Linked DNA regions of Homo sapiens: region 1 is linked to region 2. A link is a loop called in an ENCODE intact Hi-C map of the cell type or tissue named here. Cell type or tissue: PC-3. All regions are shown on one strand. Each heading gives the region's core, and the rest is flanking DNA. Links, peaks and the distances in the headings are about the cores only.

The links. Hi-C counts contacts between places; a loop is a spot of excess contacts. Peaks named below come from ENCODE experiments on the same cell type or tissue, not always from the same donor. Only the 100,000 strongest peaks of a DNase experiment are listed, where the experiment ranks them.
Region 1: it touches region 2 in a loop (6-fold over the local background); 1 of 110 quality-filtered maps calls a loop at or near these places.

What each region holds. Positions count from the first base shown.
Region 1 is chr10:33,603,979-33,615,267 of GRCh38, forward strand. No RefSeq gene overlaps it. Among named protein-coding and RNA genes, the nearest start is that of LINC02628, 8.6 kb to the left of the region's middle. In PC-3, for the core only: no CTCF peak of the experiment used is centred there; a DNase peak (open chromatin) is centred at 5,753; H3K4me3 peaks cover 784 bases; H3K27ac peaks cover 1,151 bases.
Region 2 is chr10:33,360,388-33,371,676 of GRCh38, forward strand. No RefSeq gene overlaps it. Among named protein-coding and RNA genes, the nearest start is that of NRP1, 31 kb to the left of the region's middle. In PC-3, for the core only: no CTCF peak of the experiment used is centred there; DNase peaks (open chromatin) are centred at 2,934 and 5,704; H3K4me3 peaks cover 4,251 bases; H3K27ac peaks cover 5,455 bases.

The sequences.
Region 1 (11,289 bases), core at 1,655-9,654, 240 kb after region 2:
ATTCCAGCACTTTGGGAGGCCGAGGAGGGCGGATCACCTGAGGTCAGGAGTTTGAGACCAGCCTGGTGAACATGATGAAACCCTGTCTGTACTAAAAATACAAAAATTAGCTGGGCGTGGTGTTGTGTGCCTGTAATCCCAGCTACTTGGGAGGCTGAGCTAGGAGAATTGCTTGAACCCGGGAGGTGGAGGTTACAGTTAACCAAGACGGTGCCACTAGCCTGGGTGACAGAGTGAGGCTCTGTCTCAAAAAAAAAAAAAAAAAAAAAAAAAAAAAAAAAAATCCAAAGTATACAGGGAACTCCTGCTAGTCAATAGCAATAATCATCATCATCATCATCATATTTTTAAAATGGGCAAAGAGTGGAATAGATATTTCTCAAGAAAAGACATACAAATGGCCCACAGGTAACTGAAAAAGTGCTCAACATCACGAATTATTATACATAAATCAAAATCACAATGAGCTATCACCTCATACCTGTTAGGGTCCTAATTATTGAAAAAGCAAAATATAACAAGTGTTTGGGAGAATATGGGGAAAAGGAACCTTGGTACACTGTTGGTGGGAATGTAAATTGTTACACTCATTAAGGAATACCATAAAGGTTCCTAAAAAAATTGAAAGTAGAACCACCATGTGATCCAGCAATCCCACTTCTAGATATTTATCTAAAAGAATTGAAATCAGTATCTTGAAGTCATAGCTGCACCACCATGTTCACTGCAGCGTTATTCATAACAGCAAAGATTTGGAAACAACCTAGATGTCCACTAACATGCAAATGAATAAAGAAAGTATGATGTATATATGCATGGCACACTATTTAACCTTTGAAAAGAAGGAAATCTTGTCATTTTTAACAACATTGATGGACCTAGGGAACAATTTGCTAAGTGAAATAAGCCAGACACAGAAAGACAAATTCTGTATGATCTCATTTATTCATTTATATGTGGAATCTAAAATAGTCAAACTTTTAGAAGCAGAGAGCGAATGCTGGCTACCAGGAGGGTGGGGAAGGAGAAATCGGGAGGTTATGGCCAAAGGGTACAATGTTATACAGGATAAATAAGTTCTACAGATCTACTATGCAGTATAGTGCCTGTAACTAACAATACTGTATTTTGTACTTACATTTTACTGAAAGGGTAGATGTTACGTTAAGTGTTCATACCACACACATACACACACACACACACATAAAATAATAATAAAGGGAGTGGGCAGGAACTTCAGGAGTTAATGGATTGATGAATATATTTATGAACTTTATGGTGGTTATGGTTTCAGGAGTGTATACTTATCTCCAAACTTGTCAAGTCGTATACATTAAACAAGTATAACTTTCAACCTGTCAATCATATTTCAATAAGGTGATTTTTCTAAAAAGAAGATATTCTCTCATGTTTTCTTCCAGAAGATTCATTATTTAATCATTTATATATAAGTCTATAAATCCACCTCTAATTTGTTTTGGTGTATGTTATGGGTAGAGGTCAGATTTCATTTTTTTCTCCTGGACAGCTATCCAATGGACCTATCACTGCTTACTGGAAAAGACCATTCTTCCATTTAGAGAATTGTAGCAGTGTTAAATTAATCAGGTGACCATATAAAAAGTGGTATGTTTCTGGGCCTCCTTCCACTGATGTATTTATATACCTTTGGTCCATACCATGTGTGTTTTTTTGTTTGTTTGTTTAGACAGGGTCTCACTGTATCACCCAGACTGGAATGCAGTGGCATGGTCATGGCTCACGGCAGCCTCAAACTCCTGGGCTCAAGCAATCCTCCCACCTCAGCCTCCTGAGTTAGCTAGGACAACAGGCATGTGCCACCACATTCAATTAATTTTTTTATATTTTTTGTGGAGACGAGTTCTCACAATGTTGCCCAGGCTGGTCTCAAATTCCTGGGCTCAAGCAACCCTCCCACCTCAATTTCCGAGAATGTTGGGATTATAGGGATGAGCCACCACCCCTGGATCATACTATATCTTAATTACTATAGCTTTGTAGTAATTCATAAACTTGCTGGTGTAAATCCTCCAACTTTGTTTTTCTTCAAGACTCTCATGGCTATTCTAAGTGCTTTGCATTTCCAGATAAAGTTTAGAATATCTTGCCAATTACTAAAATTAAAAAGCTTCCTAGGGCTTTGATTTGGATATCATTGAATCTTTAGATCAAACTGGGAAGAAATAACATCTTTAAAACACTGAGTCTTCCAATTTGTAAAGATGGTAAACCTCTCTATTTAGGTCTTTAACGTCTCTCAGCAATGTTTTGTAGTAAAAACTAAAAAGTGTAGACGCTTTGTATCTTTTTTGGGAGAATTTATTTCTGGTTATTTGATGGGGTTTGTTAGTGCTATTTTAAGTGCTATCATTTACTTTCCATTTCAAATGGTTCATTGTTAATATATAGCAATAAAACAGATTTTTACATATTGACATTATATCCAGGGATATAATAAATTCAGTCTTTAAGTGGAATAAGGATCCTTTTGGATTTTTTACATGCACAAAACATGTCATCTTTATAAAAGATAATTTACTTCTTTCTTTATAATCTTTAAATTTTGTGTCTATTTTTCTGCCCTCCGGACTCACTAGAATATCTAGTGCAATGTTGAATTGAAATGATGATAGTAGACATCCTTACCATTAATGTAGTAAACAATGTTGTTTGATTTCTAATAGCAAATTGACTAAAATTCTAAAATATATATTGTATATTGATTTATTCTATTTACTATGTTTTTGTTTAAGATTTTTGCATCTATGGTCATGAGGGATATTGGCCTATAATCTCCCTCCCTCCCTCCCTACCTCCCTTCCTCCCTCCCTTCTTCCTTCCTTCCTTCCTTCCTTCCTTCTTTCCTTCTCTCATTCTCTCTTTGTTTTTTGCGTCTTGTTAGGTTTTAATATCGAGGCTATGCTGACCTAATATAAATGTTTGGTAGTTGTATTAGTCTGTTTTCATACTGTCATAAAGAAGTACCTTAGACTGAGTAATTTATGAAGAAAAGAGGTTTACTTGACTCACAATTCTGCAGGCTTAACAGGAAGCATGGCTAGGAGGCCTGAGGAAACTTATAATCACGGTGGAAGGGGAAGGGGAAGCAAGCACATCTTACCATGGTAGAGAAGGAGAGAGAGGGAGACCAAGGGAAGTGCTACACTTTTAAACCATGAGATCTTGTGAAAACTTGCTCGCTACCGTGAGAATAGCTTGCGGGAAATCTACCTCCATGATCCAATCACCTCCCAACAGTTCCCTCCCCTGACATGTGGGGATTACAATTCTACATGAGGTTTGGATAGAGACACAGCTCTAAACCATATCAGCAGTATTCGGTTTTTTTTTTCTATTCTCTGGATATGTTTGTTTAAATTTGGTATGGCTTCTTTTCTAAATATTTGTAAAATTTTATCAGTGAAACAACCTGACCTGGAGTTTTCTTTGTGTGAAGGTTTTTAATTACAGACTCGATATGAGACTATTCTGTTTTTTTACATTTCTTCTTCTGTCACTTTTGATGCATTTTCTTAGGAATAGTGTGTTCTACCTAATTTTTTAAAGCTTTGTCATAAAATTATTCATAATATCCCTATATTATTCCTAATGTCTCTAGAAAATGTATTTTTGTCCCTCTTTTCTGTCTTAATATTACTAATTTGTGGGGTTTTCCAGCCATCTTCTAAATTGGCCTTACTAGCAATTTGTTATTTTATTAATGTTTTCAAAGAACTATTTTTAAGGCTTCTACTCATATCTATTTTCTTTGGGTATAATACACGAGTCTTTTTCTAGCTTGTTGGTATAGAAGTTTAGATTTTTAAGCTTTCTTTATTTCCAACAAGTGAATTTAGAACTCAAAAATCTTCTCTGAGCACCTCTTTAGCTGCATCCTGCAAGTTTTCATGTTTTATTAGCTCATTAGCATTCAGTTCAAAATACTCTCTAATTTCCATCATGATTTCTTCATTGCCCATGAGTTATTTAGAAATGTTTTACTTATTTTCTAAACATTTGATGATCTTTACCATATCTCTTATTTATTTTTAATTCATTTTTTCTGAGGTCTAAGACATATAATCTGTATGATATCAATTCTGAGATATTTCAAAGAGCTTTCTTTGTGGCCAAGCATATGATCTCTGCTTGTTTGATCAGTTACAGAAAAAAAAATAGAGTGTTAAAATCTTCAACACCATGATTGAGAATTGGTCTACTTAAAAAATAATTCTATCACTATTAGCTTTATATGTTTTGGAATTTTGTTTTTGGGGAGAAAAGAATTGTTCTATTTTCCTCTTGAATTATCTTTTAATCAGTACCTCAAATAAAATATCTTGTCTTATGCCTTATCGATATGAGTATAGGTACAAGGTTCTGATATGAATATAGGTATAGGTTCTTTTGGTTGATATCAGTACAGTATATTTTTTACCCATCTTTTTTTACTTTTAACCTTTCTATGTCTTTATATTTATACATGCCCTTCAACTTACAATGGGGTTACCTCTCAATAAATTCATCATAGGTTGAAAATATTCCATGTTGAAAATGCAATGAGTACATCTAACCTAACAAACATCATAGTTTAACTTAGCCTATCTTAGATGGGCTCCAAACACTTACTTTGGTCTAGAGTAGGTAAATGTAAAATGGGGCAAAATTGTGTAACACACAGCCTACTGTGGTGAATACTATACACAGATGGGCATTTTGTAGACATGAAGGTGTCAGAGGTATGTGAACCAGAGCAACTCCATCTTAAATAGGAGCTGGGTAAAATAAGGCTGAGACCTACTGGACTGCAATTCCAGACAGTTAAGGCATTGTAAGTCACAGGATAAGACAGGAGGTCAGCACAAGATACAGGTCATAAAGACCTTGCTGATAAAACAGTTTGCAGTAAAGAAGCTGGCTAAAACCCATCAAAACCAAGATGGCCACGAGAGTGACCTCTGGTCAGGCTCACTGCTACACTTCCACCAGTGCCACAAGTGTTTACAAATCACATGGCAATATCAGGAAGTTATGGTCTAAAAAGGGGAGGCATAAAAAAATCCAAGCCTTGTATAGCCTGTTATCAAGAAATAACCATAAAAATGGGCAACCAGCAGCCCTCAGCACTGCTCTGTCTATGGAGTAGCCATTCTTTTATTCCTTTACTTTCTTAATAAACTTGCTTTCACTTTACTCTATAGACTCGCTCTGAATTCTTTCTTCCATGAGATCCAAGAACCCTCTCTTGCAGTCTGGATCGGGACCTCTTTCTTGTAACAAAGGGATGCAAAAATATAAAACACAATATCAAAAAAAAATCCTGGAAACACAGTACACTGTAAAGTATTCATTATTTACCCTTTGTGATTGCACGGCTAACTGGGAGCTGTGGCTTGCTACCTGCCCAGCATCGCAAGAGAGCATCTTATCACCTACTGCTAGCCCAGAAAAAAATTGAAATTCTAAATTGAAGTAAGGTTTCTACCAAATGTACCTCACTTTTGCACCATCCTGAAGTCAAAAAGTCGTAAAGCAAACCAGTGGAAGTAGAGGGACTGTCTGTAAAGTGTTGTGTTACAAAGAGCACATAGTTGCTTTTCTTATTCTGTTTGGCAATCTTTAATATAATTACTGATATAGTTGGACTTCAGTTTACCTTTTTAAAAAGAGTTTGTGTTGTGATATCACTCTGACTGCATGCTGGGTGTGCTCCTCCCTCCCCCTTTTAAGGTGTTAAATGTCAATACATACCATACCAAAGAGAGCAGTCATGGTAATCTAAATGTCTATTATTTACTTAGGTCTATGCAAAGCAAAGGTGTTTCCTTGAGAAAAGAATGGAGTCCAGCAGCAACAGAGGTCTCTGAAGACTGATTGAGGGAAAGACAGAGAGAGCATACAGTCTGGGGGACAAATATTTCTAGAAAAAGACCCTCAGAGTGGGATTTTTAAAAGATGCTAGAGGAGGTCTATTTCAGGCAGTCTTGGGAGATCCAACTAGGCAGGGTAGGGTGCTGTGCATGCAGCTTATTGAGGTGCAGCTAAAGTCAGTGCAGTTCATATTTCCTGGTCCTCACCCAGTAAATTCAAATGAGCATCTACCAGTTTTCACCCTGTGGGTACAACTGAGTAGACCACCAAGTTCATTTGACAGGTATTCAATGGTTTAATCGAAGGGTTTGATTTAATGGCTTAAGTGTGAATTTTCTGGGGATGAATCAATTGTATTTCTCCACAATTTGTACCCTCTGTTTTAATTCTTTTATTCATTCTTTTGTTCATTCTTTTAGGTTAATCAAATATATTTTTAAAGTTTTCCCCTTTCTTTTTAATTATTTAGTGTAATATTATTGTATAATCTGCAGCCTTAACTAATTACAATCCACCTTATTAAAAATTAATATTTGTGTTATGTCTCAAATAATGCAAGAATTGTACAATTCATCTCCATTTACTTTACTTGTCATTAACCAACAAGATATTCTTAATTTTCTTATAAACCATCAATATTATTTGCTATTTACTCCCATATTCACAGTTTCTAGTGTTTTTCATTCTTCTTCCAGTTCTGTGCTTCTATCTTAAATTATTTTCCTTCAGCTCAAAGATCTTTTGAAAATGTTCCTTATAGTTTTAGTCGTCTGGAGAAAAAGGTTCTCAGCCTTTGATTGTCTGAATATGCCTTTGTTTTTGCCTTCAATTTTGATCTTTATTTTATCTCATTTTCTCATAGAATTTTAACTGTGTTTTTGGTTTGTTTGTTTGTTTTGTTTACTTTCAGCACTTTCAATGTGCCATTCTATTGTCTTCTGGCTTTTACAGTTTCTGTTGAAGTCAACCATCAGTCTTATTTTAAGCTCCTACTTTGAAAATAATATTTCTTCTTTCTCAGGCTAATCTCTAAAGATTTTTTGTTTGTTTTTTTTGTTGGTTTTGTTTTTTTTTTTTGTATTTAGAAGTTTTAGTGTGATGTGCCCAGGGGTGGTTTCTTTGTATTTATTCTATCAAGGGCCCACTGAGTTTTGTGACTCTGTTGGTTTGTGTCTTTAATCATCCTAGACAATCTCAGCAATTATCACTTCAAATATTTTTTGAACCTGTTCTCTATCTCCTCCTGGAATTCCATTCAGACATGTTAGATCTTTGTCTGTCTTTCATTTTATTTTATACTTTATCTGTTTTCTTCATTCTTTTTCCTTTTTCTCTGTGCTTCACTTTATTTCTTATTGATCTATCTTTGAGTTCATTAATTTTGCCTTTAAATGTTTCTGGTCTGATTTTAAGGCCATAAATGATATGTTAATTTTGAACACTGTGTTTAATATCTCTAGACCATTCATCTGATTCTCTTTTATGGATTACAGTTCTCTGTTGAAATACTTTATTTTTACCCATTTTTGCACATCTTTCCTATGTTCTCTTTAACATAATAACCAAAATGACTTTGAAGCTCTTGTCTCTATGCCCATGTCTTATTTTCTGTGGGTCTGCTTCTATTGCTTTATATTTTTGCCTGAATATAGATTGCATATTCTTGCATATTCAGTAGTCTGGTAAGTTTTGATAATATGCTAGACAGTGTCCAAAAAAAAGTCATAAAATGTCCAGATGATATTTTTCACCAGTAACAATTTTCTCTTGCTTTCCTGTTAGGTAGGTAAGGCAATTGTCTAATCACCTCAACCGATTCATAGATTGAGCCAAAACAAGACTTGTTAGGAGTCTTGGTATGACAAACTTCATCCTTTGTACAACCCTTATTTTGGGGGATAGGGTGAGTGGCCCTTCTGGGCATTTTTCTCAATTGCCTGATGGATTTTTGTCTTCTCATCCTTGGGACACTGCAGGGAATTCAATTCTGTACTTCAGAAGTTTTGGACTTAGCTCTTTTGCCTCTTGCTACCCCCTGCAATAACCCACCTCTTCAACTCTCCCCACCAGCTCTGAAATCTAGGAAATTTCTTGAAGTGGAGGCAAGTTGGATGTTTGAATCAGGCTAACTCCCTCTGGTAGAACTCTTTTTCCTGAGCCTCCTAAGATTATGGAAGATTTTACTGAGCCTTTGAGAAGAATTTGACATTTTTAAAGTCTTCTATGCTTTTCAGTTATCTAGTGCTGTCTAACAAACCACCCTGAAACTCAGTTGCTTAAAGCAATAATAGCCATTTATTTTGATCACGAATCTGCAATTTGGGAAAGGTTTGATGTGGATGCTTCACTTCTTTGCTGTGGAGCTTTGGCTGGAGTGGTAAGAATCCAGTTCTATGATGGCTTACTCACATGTCTGGCAAGTTGGTACTGGCTGTTGGCTGGGAGCTTAGCTGAAGTTATTGGCTAAGTTTCCTCTCCACATGGGCAGGTCCATGTAGCTGTTTGGATATTCTCACAGCATGACTTTTGGGTTCTAAGAGGCAGGAAATGGAAGATGCCAATCTTTTAAAGCCTAGGCTTAGAATTTGTTTCAGCATCACTTCTGTAGTATTTTATTTGTCAAAGCAGTCACTGAGCCTGCCTAGATTCAAGGGTGAGGGACATAAATCCCAACTCTCAATAGAAGAAATGTGAAAGAATTTATGACCATCTTTAATTCACCACACACACGCCATCCCAAAGTTCAATAAATATTCTATGAGAAAAACAGGCCGCACTTTTGGGTCTCCTTAAGACTCCGACATGTCATTTCAGCCTTTCACAATCATTGAAAGCCTTGTTAGTTTCACTTTCCTTTAGTAGCATGCCTCTGAGTTAGTTACTCAATATAACCCTCAGTTCAGGCCCAGAGTCTGAAAATGTTCCCAGTGATGAAACCACAGGGGATGATTATTCACCTCTGAATGGCATCCCCTGTCTGGAATTCAAATTTATCCATGTTGTTTCTATAGCTCTTCAACAATTTGAAGCCATGGTAATTATTGAGACTTCTCAGTAAGGATGCAAAAAGTAAGAAGAGAAGAGTGCCCAAGAGAGAATCTCAAGAACCTCTAAAGTTAAAGAAACAGAGATGAAGTTTAGATCAACAAACAACAGGCAAAGGGGTAGGAAGAAAACCAACAGAGTGCAGTGTAACGGAAGCTAAGTTTAAGTGTTGACTAGCTGGGAGTGCTCTACAATGTCAGTTGTTACAGAGAGGATATAAGATAAAGAAGAAAGCTTGCATTGGATTTCGTGACAGGTAGACAAGGTTAGAGAGGTGGTTAGGTGCAAAGATGGGTACAGCAGCTAGCAGGCCATGGATTAAGGAGCGAGTGGGAGGTGATTGATTAAGTGAACACAATGTGAGTGAAAAACTCTTTCAGTGAATATGTTACAGGAAAGAGGCCCCAGTCCGGACCCCAAGAGAGGGTTCTTGGACCTCACGCAAGAAAGAATTCAGAGTGAGTCCCGAAATTCTTGTCTTCTATTTAATCAGGAAGCAAGAATGAATGCCTGTGTAGCTGTTTTAGGGAGCAGACAATGAAGGTGGTTTCTTTCTTTCTTTTTTTTTTTTTTTTGAGTCAAAGTCTCTCTCTGTCACCCAGGCTGGAGTGCAGTGGTGCGCTCTCAGCTCACTGCAACCTCCACCTACCAGGTTCAAGCAATTCTCCTGCCTCAGCCTCCTGAGTAGCTGGGATTATAGGCATGCGCCACCATGCCCAGCTATTTTGTATTTTTTTAGTAGAGACGGGGTTTCATCATGTTGGTCAGGCTGGTCTTGAACTCCTGATCTCAGGTGATCCGCCCGCCTCGGCCTCCCAAAGTGCTGGGATTACAATGGAGGTGGTTTCTATAGAATGGACTTCATTTATAAATAGAAATTTAGTTCCCTGCTAAACACATTAGAAAGCATGCAGGGTTAGAAGATTTGAGAATAAATGATGTTTGAAGTTAACCTCTGTGGGGAATAAAAAAGACAAATACAAAATAATTACAGAGCAACTTTGAGTCCAATCTCAGTCTCACCAGTCAGAGATGCTTGCAATGTAAGAAAACACAGAAATCAAACAGCTGATCTGGAGTTAGGTTTTTACGGGGCACGTGTAACAGAAGGACAACAGATCAAAGGAACTGAGGAGTTTGGCAAATGAGCCGATAAAGCAATAGATGATGAAGTCTAGGCTGTAAGGATGTAAAGTTAGGATACAGTGATAGGATGGAATAAATTAGAGCAGTCAGAGATATTTGGATGAGGTCAAAGAACAGTGATGAGATGAAAGGGGGAAATGTGTGGCCAGAGAGTAAGATGTGAAAGTTAAGCTTTCAGAGGTGGAAGAGTTCTAAGTGATGGCAAGGTGAACGTAGCAGCCACCTGAGTAGAGGGCTGAAGTGAAGAGCTAGTGAAAAGCCATCGATGCTGGGGAAGTCAGTCAAAGAACAGCAAAGTCCAGAGGCTGAACTTGCAACTCAAAGAAATCAGAAAAAATGTCAACAGGATTAGAGGTGTCAATGAGGACAATGAAGCTGATTTCCAAGTGTATGAATGAGAGACCCTGACCAGGGTATGGGTGAGTGACAGCAATAGAGAGAGCAAGTGAATGTTGGCCAAAATGGGGCATGACCTTCCAAAGAGCAGGAGCAAGGACTGGTATAGATTTGGAAGTGGCATTGGGCCTCCAGAAGGATGAGGACTACTCCATCTCTCAAGGCTCAGGTCTATGAAGCATGGGCCAATGAGCGCCATCTTTTTAAGAAGGTCACAGACAACAGGAATTCTCAGAAGGGAAGCCTGGTGTCTTCTGCTGTAAAGAGAAGCTGCTCCTGATACTGTCATCTACCTCCTGCTCTCACGGGGCATAGACCAACCTCTGTCGAGATAATGGGCTGGTTTTAGGTGTGTGCTGGTAACCGTTCACCTGACCAAGAGGAAGCATGTCTGCCACCACACTCTCTATCCACACAACTCCTTCTGAAGATGGTGAGACTGTCTTTGCAAAACTTATAACAGTGAGAAAATTATGGCAGTGAAAGACATCTGATCTAATGAATCCCCTTCTTGCCTTTAGCCTTCAAACTGTCCTTAATCATTCCTGGGCCTGGGCCAGGCTAACTTTGGGGGACATTTAGTTAATAGTTTAAATGATAATAGCCCTTTCCCCAAACTAAGCTGCCTTTGTAAAGCTAGTAAGAGGCCACCAGGCTAGGAGGATGAAAGGAGTCTAAATTCTGTTAAGGTGTACACATAAACAATTGCCAACCATTATTCCAGAGGTTACAAAATGTTGATGAAAAGAGTCAAACTCTGTACAATATTTTAAGAGATTTATTCTGAACCATATATGAGTGACCATGGCC
Region 2 (11,289 bases), core at 1,800-9,799:
GTCCTCACATGGCCTCACATGTGAGGGTCCAGATGAGAGAGATAGCCAATGTCCTTTCCTCTTCTTATAAGGATATGTTAGGGCCCCACCCTTAAGACCTCATTTAATCTTCTTTTTTTTTTTTTGAGTCGGAGTCTCTCTCTCGCCCAGGCTGGAGTGCAGTGGCACAATCTCGGCTCACTGCCACTTCCACCTTCCAGGTTCAAGCAATTCTCCTGCCTCAACCTACTTAGTAGCTGGGATTGTGGGTGTGCATCACCATACCTGGCTAATTTTTGTGTTTTTAGTAGAGATGGTGTTTCATCATATTGGCCAGGCTGGTCTGGACCTCCTGACCTTAGGTGATCTGCTTGCCTTGGCCTCCCAAAGTGCTGGGATAACAGGTGTGAGCCACTGGGCCCGGCATCATTTAACCTTAATTATCTCCCTAAAGGCCCTGTCTCCAAATAAAGTCGCATCATGGGTTAGAGCATCAACATGTGAATTTGAGGGGTACACAATTCAATCCATAACAAAACTCTTTAATCTGTGTATGTTTCCACTTCTTGGTTTTTTCCATATTCACCCCATGGCCACATATTAATGCATGTGTCTTAGTCAGCTTGTGTTGATACAATAAATTCCATAGGCAGGGTAGCTTAAACAACAAATACTTATTTTTCACAGTTCTGGAGGCTGGAACTGTGAGATCAGGGTGGCAGCATGGTTGGGGTTCTTGTTGAAGACCCTCTTCCTGGTTTGCAGACTGCCATCTTCTCATTGTGTACTTTACCCGGTAGAGGGAGAAGAGAGAGAAAGCAAGCTCTTTCTTATCTCTTCTTATAAGGTCACTAATCCCATCATGCAGCCTGCACCCTGTGACCTGATTACCTCCCAAATGCCCCATCTCCAAGTACCATCATATAGATAAGTACATATAGATGAGACTGACATTATTATTGAGAGTAAATTACATATTAAATACACCCAGCTTTTAGCCGTTAAATAATGTTGTGTTTGTTTGATCATTTGTAGATGAATCCCATTCTGTTTTCCACCTTTATTACTTTTCTTGTGTCGTCGCAAGACTGGAAGGGCAGACAGTCCAAATCTTCATATCGACCCCATGGAAACTTGCTCAATGTATGAATAGAAAGGGGACCATCAGTCAGACTGTCAGTCTCCAAGCTTCCTCTCTATCTTGTGGACTCAGATGTCAAATAATGTAACTTTCATATTAGGCAAATGCAAATATACTAGGTTGTATGTATCTGTATGTATTTTGATGACTGACACACTTTGGTATCGGTCAGCACACAGAAAGGAAAATGTACAAGATTGTACTCCTGGAAAGAAACAACTTTTAGGGTTTTCAAAGATTCCCATACAAAAAACTTTAAAGACAAAATGCAACACTTAATTGAAAATTCAGATTTGTGAAAAAGAAACAAAGATATAGATATATTCGTATTATATTTTTATTATATATTCTAGATGATATATTAATATTTGATATGGTTTGGATCTGTGTCCCTACCAAATCTCATGTTGAATTGTAATCCCCAATTTTGGAGGTGGGGCCTGGTGGGGGGTGATTGGATCATGGTGCTGGTTAATTATGAATGGGTCAGCACCATCCCCTCAGTGCTCTTCTCATGATAATGAGTGAGTTTTCATGTGACCTGGTTGTTTAAATGTGTGTAGCACCTCCCTTTTCTCTAGGCTTCCTGCTCCAGCCACGTAAGACATGCCTGCTTCCCCTTCACCATCCGCCATGATTGTAAGCTTCCTGAGGCCTCCCCAAAAGCAGAAGCTGCTGTGCTTCTTGCACAGTCTGCAGAACCATGAGCTAATTAAACCTCTTTTCTTTATAAATTACCCCATCTCGGGTATTTCTTTACAGTGATGTGAGAATGGACTAATACAATATTATAAACAGCATCTGTTTGAATGTTTTCATATTCTTTTTCATATCAAATATTGAGTATACTATTTTAAAATATTTTCACTTTTCACAAAAGCTAAATTAGGCTGATTAAATTTAGGCAGGGCTTTTTGATTTTTACTTATATGTGTCTTTCTTGTTTGAATTATTTTAATAAGAAGATACATGGCTTTCAGAAAGAAAGAGAGAAGAGAGAAGAAAGAAGAGAAGAAAAGAAACTGGCAGTGCCGGTGTATCTGCATATTTTCTATTTTGTCTTGACAACGTATGCAGATTATAGAACTTCTTAAAAGGTCATTTGATAAAGTGAAACAAATGACTTCGAAAAAATAATCCTAAGGGAAAATTGTTTGGAACAATTAAATTGTAATAAAAATAATTTAAACCACTTTGCAATTAGTCTTCTTATGAACATCTACAACTCCAAAATGATTTTGACAAAAATGAATCTTGGCAACCAATTAATGCTCAGTCTCATCTAATTTATTTGGTTTTCTTGAGAGCAGAGAAAGCTGAAGAAGATTTCTAGAAATGATAACAATTTAAGACATTCACACACAATTGTATTTTTTGAAAAGCGTCTTATGTGAATTTTTATTACAAATAAAAATATTACACCTTTTGTTGTCATCTGAATACACTGCAATAACTTTGAAGTTGTCTGAATTGTTATATTCAAAGCAAATCTGCATGGTGAAGCTTATTATTTTCATTTATTAAAAAAGAATATAACAAACTATTTTCAGTAACTGTTACTAACTTTATTTAGATATCACCATCTGCATTTTAGGATTATCTGTACAATAACAATTGCATTGTTACATTAAATGCAAGAACCCCTCTTCTGCTTATCATTTTTAAGAGTAAAGCAATAGAGATGAAGTTGCAACAGTATTGGCTATTAGTGATATTTGCCAAGCCAAGTTTCTCTCTCTCTCTTTCTCTGTCTCTCTGTATGTAGTGACTGTAAAGCTAACCATCAGATTTCAAGTGTAGATTATGGAGTGTCTTATTATGTGGAAATAGGCTTCTGTGAGCTCATACAAGTATGTGTGATGGTTAGGTTCACTATGAAATACCTTACAGATAAAATCTCTTTTATAATCTTTACTATACATTCATTTATGATTCATCAAAAACAACACAAAGAATTTAAAACTAAATGTATGCCCTTGTTATTTGTTTCATGGAACTCATTTGACCAAGATGACTAGATCGATTAAGAAAGGATAGACACACAGAACTTAATTGCTAAGATCAAAGTATAATTTTAGCAAATCAACAATTGCCACTTATTTCTTCAATGGTACCTATGATCAAGAGGTTAATAATAGAGGTTTATGGATAGGACTGTTTCCCTGTAGAAGGCAGAATACCAAATACCCCAAATTGCACTGCCCGTGTCTTTCAAGTGCCTATGATTACAAACTAAAATAAAAACATATACAATGCAAACAAACGAAAAGCCCTATGGCTACATTTGGACAATACAGAAAACAATGGAAAGATTTGTATCTCCCTTTTTCCTCCCCTGTCTCCTCACCTCAGTTTTTTTTTCTTTTTAGTAGAGAGAGGAAAGAAAAGAAAAGTGGCAGAATCCAAAAAGAGGGAAGGAGCAAGAAGAGGAAAGAGAAATAGGAGGAATTGGGCAAGGTGAAAATAGACAAAAGGGTTATTTTAGTTGGCATTTCACTTGTTCTTCCAATAAAAGGCATATCCCATGTTATTTTGCTCATTGCCTTTGTCTGTCTGCTCTCTCTGCTCACCCCTGTGGGCCCATCAGGCCACCACTCATGTCTGCCTGCTGGGGGCTTGTGTAGAATAGAGCCCCGGCAGAGAAGGGCTTGACAATCTTTTACATAAAGCCTGAGTAAAGATCCTTCAGATGTGTGTGATCTTCAGGAAGCCATTAGTTTCTTTGAGCCTCTGTTTTCTCTATTCTAAAATAAGAAAACTGCTGATGTTACAAAGTGCTTTGGAGGAACAACAAAAACAACAGCACACATATCCACACGTGCACACATACATACCCGGAACTCACCTCCTGCTCCTTCCTTTAAGCCTATGCATGCATGGCTTTATCTAATCTATAAAATGATAATAATAACTTTGAAAACCAAAATTATATATGTTTTTTATTATGCAAGTGTAAACAGGCAGTCTGTAGAAAAAATACATTTAAACAATATACCACTCTCAAAATAAACACTAATGGTTTTGGTATATTCTTAGAGTTTTTCTTCAATGAATATACATACATATATTTTTATCCCAAAACACAGTTGTATATGTCATTCTGCAACTTGCTTTTTAAATGTGACAGTGCAATTCAGACATCTTTTTATATCAATACATATAGATTAATCTTGCTATTTTTAATAGTTGCATACTTATATGCCTATAATTTATTTTAACTCATCCTCTTTGTGGACATTTACATAATTTTCCTTTTTTTGGCTAATTCAAGTAATACTCAGTGAATGTCTTTGCATATAGATTGTGTTAATTTTTCCGTAGGATAAGTTCTTAAAGTAGAATGTTTGTGTGAAAGGTATGCTCCATTTGAAATTTTGATGGATAACACCATATTGCCCTCCTAAAAAGATTACATCTTATTTGCAATATTTTTCATTTCAATTTTCCAAGCTAGAAACTTCTGGGTCATCACCAAGCCTCTCCCTTTCATTTTCTAGCTTCCTTCCAAATTGTCACCATATCCTGTGATCATACTGCAGAAAGGATCTCCTCATTTCATCCCCGCATCTTCATCCTTCCAGCCAGTTTCTCTTTGCTCATGTCTTATAGAAGAAACTTCCAAAAGTTATCCACAATCCATTGTCCTTGTCATCCTGGGCACTTGAGAGAGGACATGGTTTTCTAAGGCTCCCTGGTATCTACCTGGCCATGCCAATGGAAAGATAAATAAAATGGCACATGCCCCTTGCAGGCTTGGCCCCTAGGAACCTGCCATTCACATTCTTCCTGCCATTTCATCTTCTACTGGCTGAATGTTGCCAGTTACAAGGCCCTGTGGGAGGTGGAACTGCACATGGCAGAGCCTGGGTCTCTGAGTGAACATGCCAGAGGACAGCTACCCCACAGTCCTGAGTGACTGCCCAGAGCAATGCCTCTTGTGTTGAGCTATGACATGGTTGGGTCTATTTGTTACAACAGTTAGACGTCAGTAGCAGAAGCAGAGAGGCCCCATCATTTTTTACTCACAGTATGAGAGCAGCCTTCTTGTTGGCCTCTCTAACTCCTGCTCCTTCCCCTTTCAGAAGCTCTGCTGCCAGAATAATCCCACTTTGAACCACAGTGACCTGTAACTCCTTCCTTTAAAGTCTTCAGGAACTCATTCCCTATAGATTCAGATCCAGACTCTTTGGCCTGGAATGGAAGATCCTTTATAACATGTCCACAGCCTTCCATGGGGTATTGGGGGCAGAGTCCTCATCTATCTTGTCCTCTGTGCTAGACAATCCAACATACAGTAGTGAAACCATCCCCCTTCCTTCTCCCCTGATGAAAACTATAAAGTGTATAAACTGTAGAGTTAATCAGGGGAGAAGGAAGGGGGAGAAATAAAAATAAGCCAAGCTTGAAGCACACTCTGCATTAGTCATGAGGTCAGCCTGCTTCCTCATAGTGGTTTGCTGCCTGTTGCCTCAGAATCATGTAGACCCTGTTACAAGATAAAAGTTCCCCTTTACTGATCTACAGATAACTTGAACATTACAAAGAATTGTTTTCCCTTTGAGATATTCTCTCAGTTCCTGCATACCAATAAAACTACTAGTGACTCAGCTGGTCTGAAGAACCCCACAGGAGGTGATTCACCAAAGAATACAGTTTCCACATCCTGATGATTTCATCCCCCTTACCCTGAAAAATGAACAACCCCAATTTTCCAGCCCCTCACCCTCCATGTCTCCCTTAAAAACTCCAGCCCAGAATTCCTAGGGGAGATGGTTTTGAAGGGGCTCCTCCCATCTCCTCACTCTGCTGCCTTGTGATCATTGAACTCTTTCTCTGCTGCAAGTCCTGCTGTCTCATTGTATTGGTCTCTTACTGCACAGTGGGCATATGAACTTGCTGCTTCTCTAACAGTAGCATTCAATACATACTTGCAGAATAAATCAATTCATATTGTTTGCTTTAGAGACAAATATAATGCAACATCAAGGAGGCAGTTTTATAAAAACAATTTGCTTTGTAGGGTTATTAATTTACGCTTAGCAATTGCTAAAAATACTGATTTCATGGCTCACCTCTTGAGATAGGGTAAAACAGCATGTTTTTGATATTGCTGATTTAGGTCCATAACATTCTAAGCCTAAAAGGGCCTTAGAGCTCATCTAGTACAATTTTCTCATTTTGCAGATAAAAACACTGCATTCCAGACAGCTGAAGAGACTCCAGGCTATGAAACCAGTGGGATACAGTCCCAAGCAGGCCAGCACCCAGTTCATAGGTCTGTCTGCCTTCTGTGACACCAGGCTGTCCCTAAGGCTAATGGCCCTAGACAACTTGATCTCTGCAGTCTAATGTCTGCTTATATTCAACTGGCTTTGTGGCTCCATTTAAGGTTTTATTTTTTGGTGCCTCATTTGTCAATTTGGTTTCCCAGTCTTGGTCTGACTGGGAAGAAGCAGAGCCAGTGTACCATGCAGGGGACGGGATGTTAGATCTGGCCTCTTGCTCTGCATTCCTCTGTCACCCATAGAATTTATTGAGCTTCCTCATGTACAGGTCCTTCTTCATTCATCAGGGCCAGAGGCTGCTGGTGAGCAGGGAGACATTTTTTCTAACATGGTGGGAGGAATGGCAGTTTTATAACTATAATTATACCCTCCAGAAAATAACTGTTACTTAAAAGGTGTATCGTTCTTTGTACATGGATCTGAAGGCTCAGCGATGGGTACATTTAAAAATCAATAAAGTAGTCAGCCAAACATTCAGCTCATGCATCACAAGCTCACAGGGATTCAGATTTAACAGAAAGATGGGGTAGGCACTGCAGTGGTTTGGGCCATGGGCACCTACTGTGTAAAGGAACAGAAACATTGTAAGACATTTCAAATTGCCCTGCACTTGTTCAGGTTAGGTTCATCTTGTCAGATACCTTTCCTATTCTCTCTGGTACTTCTCCATCACTTAGGATGAATGGTGAAGAGTTTTCTGGCAAAGTGCTTGTTGCACTTTGGTGTTAACCAGCTATTGACAGCCACACACTTTGAAGTGACTTCTCCTACAGGAGTCACTGATGGACAGCAGAGTGTAGTGCAAATATCAGGACTGAGGTTGGGAGGTTTAAATTACAGGTTTCAAATGATTTTGGGAGGAAAACTTCCATTTTCAAACAGGGTGAATTATGAGAAACAACCTGAAATGCCACCTTTATGCCTCTTCTTATAACCTAAAAATACAGAATGGTCCTGAGAAAGTTTGCTTTGGCTAAGTAGCATATTTGTCTGTAAACTATGAAATTGCTCATTCATTCATCCATACAGTCATTAAGTTGATACATATTTATTAAGAGTATCCTCAACACCATTGAATATATACTCAATGAGTTGTTCTATGTGGTGGAATTAACAATAATGACAAACCAAGCCCCTTTACTCATGGAGTTTACATTTCAATGGAATAAGAATAATAATATAACAATAAGAAAACATAATAAGCCATGAGAGCTGCATTGGTTATATTTTAGTTTGTTGAAAAAACCCCTCAAACTAAGTATCTTAAAGCAAGAGTTGTTCATGATTTCCCACTATTTTGTGGGCAAGAGGGTGGGTCATTTGCTGCCCTCACCTGGACTCACACTTGTGGCTCCTTTGAACCGGAAGGTCAGCTGGTGGCTGGGCTTGGCTGGGCTTGGCTGGGCGCACTGGGTGGCCAGGCCCTTCTGACCACATCATGTTTTGTCTCTGGGTGGTCTTAGGGTTCCATGGGAACAAGTACCAAAGAGCAAGTGCTTATTGAGTTTCTGTGTGTGTCATGTTTGCTAATGCCCCACAGGCCAGAGAAAGTCACAAAGCTAGGGGCATGGATATGAGAATGCATGATTCATTACCGACCAGTAGAGAAACAATCTAACACATTGGTAATAAGAGGCAGGAAGCAAACTAAAGAATGAGGGAATCAACGGAGAGTGATGGGGCAGTTATTTTAGATAAGGAGATCAAGATGACTCTCTTTGAGGAGAGAACATTGAAACAGAGACCTGTGAAGTAGGGTAGGGGGTCAAGTGGAGGTACCAAGAGAGTGTTCCAGCCAGAGGGTTAGCATGTGCAAATGCCCTGAGTGGGAACAACAGGGAGCCAGTGTGGCTGGAGGGCAGTAAGCCAAGGGAGAATGTTATCATAGTGGTGGAACCTTGTAGGCTCTTGCAGACCACGGTAAGGACTTCACAAGGTGTTCTAAGATGGAAGGAAACCTGCACATGCTCGTTGTAGAAAAGGGAAGAATTTGATTTATGTTTTAAAAGGATCACTCTGGCTTCTGTGTAGAGAATAAACCTTATAAGAGCAAAAGTGGAAGCAGGAAAAGAAGTTAGGAGAAAAGAGAGAGTGAGGTGGCTTGGAATGCAATTATAACAGCGCAGATGGTGAGAAAGAGACAAACTCAGCATATGTTTTGAAATCAGGGCTCACGGTACTTAAAATGGATTGAATGTGGGTTATGAGAGAAAGGCATGAAGGATGCCTTCTAGGTTATTGTCTGACCACCTTGGTGAGTGGTGTTTCTATTACGAGAGAGATCGCATTGGCTGGGTCAGGGTAGAATGCAACATAGAAGATAGCGGACATATTTAGAAAATGAAATCAATGACATTGCCTCACAAAATTCTAAAGCTGAAAATCCAGCAACTGACATAATCCCATCATTTTATAGACAAAGAAATTGGGATCTGGGAAAATGAAGGAATTTCTTTTTTTAAAAAACACTTTCTGTAATCCCAGCACTTTGGGAGGCTGAGGTGGGCAGATCATGAGGTCAGGAGATCGAGACCATCCTGGCTAACACGGTGAAACCGCGTCTCTACTAAAATTACAAAAAATTAGCCAGGCACAGTGGTGGGCGCCTGTAGTCTCAGCCACTCGGGAGGCTGAGGCAGGAGAATGGCATGAACCTGGGAGGCGGAGCTTGCAGTGAGCTGAGATAGCACTATTGCACTCCAGTCTGGGCAACAGAGTGGGACTCCATCTCAAAAAAAAAAAAAAAAGACATTTATTAGGCCATTTTTGCATTGCTTTAAAGGAATACTGGGACTGGATAATTTATAAGAAAACAGGCTTAATTGACTTATGGTTCTGCAGACTGTACAGGAAGCATGGTGCCAGCATCTGCTTCTGGGGAGGCCTCAAGAAACTTTTATTCATGGCAGAAGGCGAAGTGGTGGCAGGCAGTTCACATGGTGAAAGCAGGGGCGGGGCCGGGAGGGGGGAGGTACTGCACTTTATTAGTTTCATCCTACAGGTGAAATTAGTTTGCTGATAAATGTCAAATGCTTTAAGATTTCGGAGAAAGTTATTTAGATACTCTGACTCTAATTTTTTTGTGGAGGGAGGATCACATTCGATAAACACTCAAGAGAATAAGATAGAGGAATGAGGCACCGGCAGAAGGGTTTTGTATTAGTCTGTTCTCACCCTGTTTTGAATAAATACCTGAGACTGGGTAGTTTATAAAGAAAAGAGTTTAATTTACTCACAGTTCCACATAGCTGGAGAGCCTCAGGGAACTTACAATTACGGTGAAGGCACCCCTTCACAGGGCGGGAATAGAGAGAAAATGAGTGCCAGCAGGAGAAATGCCAGATGCTTATAAAACCATCAGATCTTGTGAGACTTGCTCATTATCATGAAAACAGCATGGGGGAAACTGCCCTCATGATTCAGTTACCTCCACCTGGTCCCACCCATGACATTTGGGAATTATGGGAGCTACAATTCAAGACGACATTTGGGAATTATGGGAACTACAATTCAAGATGAGATTTGGGTGGGAACACAGTCAAGCCATTTTAGGTTTGGTGGAATTGCTTCTTTGAAAATACAGTTGCAGGGACCTGTCTTAGTCCTTTTGTGTTGTTATAAAGGAATACCTAAGGCTGCATAATTTATAAAGAATAGAGGTTTATTTTGCTAACCGTTCTACAAGCTGTGTAAGAAGCATGGAGCCAGCATGTGCATCTGGTAAGGGTTTCAGGCTGCTTCCACTCATGGCGGAAGGGGAAGGGGAACCAGCATGTGAACTGGTTGTTAAAAAGAGCAGGGCACCTCCCTCCCCTCTCTTGTTTCCTCTGTTGCCCATATGATCTGCACATGCTGGCACCCCTTAGCCTTGGCCATGAATAGATCTACCCCAGGGTCCAAACACCTCTCACCAGGCCCTACCTCCAACACTGGGGATCATATTTCAACTTGAGACTTGGCTGAGTCATACAAACCAGATCCAAATCATAGAAGGACCATAGCTAGTTTGGATAGATTTTACCATCAAGAGGTCTACCCAGACAAATGAAAGATCTGTGAGCATTTGTTGAATGAATCTTCAACAAAGTTTAGGCATTTTGAATATTTAGGTTTCCTTGTTGAAGCTTGAAAATATGCCTTTTGCATTTGACAAAAATTAAGTTACATTCTCTGAAGTCTGTTGAAGTAAATTTTTGTAGTCCTGTCATTCATTTCCCACTTTATTGAGTACACTGCTGGTATTTTTGGTTGTTGTTTTTAAGCTTTCTTTATTTTCCAATCCAAATTGATGTGTATCAGGCTGGTATTTTTAATGTTAATGGGCACTCAAAATTTAGTGTTCAGAGAGGTAGAGAAGGCAAAAGAAATAGGCTGAAATTTATCTTAAATCAAAGAGCCAGGCTAAAAGGAGTCTATGTCAAGGGGGCAGGAGGTATGGTTACTACGAATTTAAATAGGATTCCCCTTGTATGAAATTAGCAGTTCTTCATTACTCAGCACGTCCTTCCCCACCTATTTCCTTCATCATACTTATCATCCAGAGATTGCTGAAGACAGAAACATATTATGATGACCTTTATTAGGTGTTTACTATATTCCAGGTTTGTAGCTAAGTGCTTTATAAACATTACCTCATTATTGTTTTGTCCCTAGAGTCAACGCTTATCTGACTCTAATCTTCCTAGAAGATAGGGCCCTGGTTTTTTGATATATTCACTATACGACCTTCAGCAAGTCATTAAGTTCCTTATGCCTCAGGTTTATAATTTATGAAATGCAGGATGGATTTTTGTGTATACTACCCTTCAAATTTTATTTCTCTTTAAAAGTTATGACTTAAAAATAATTCCATGTTTGGCTTTATCTAAGGAGATGAGGGCATCA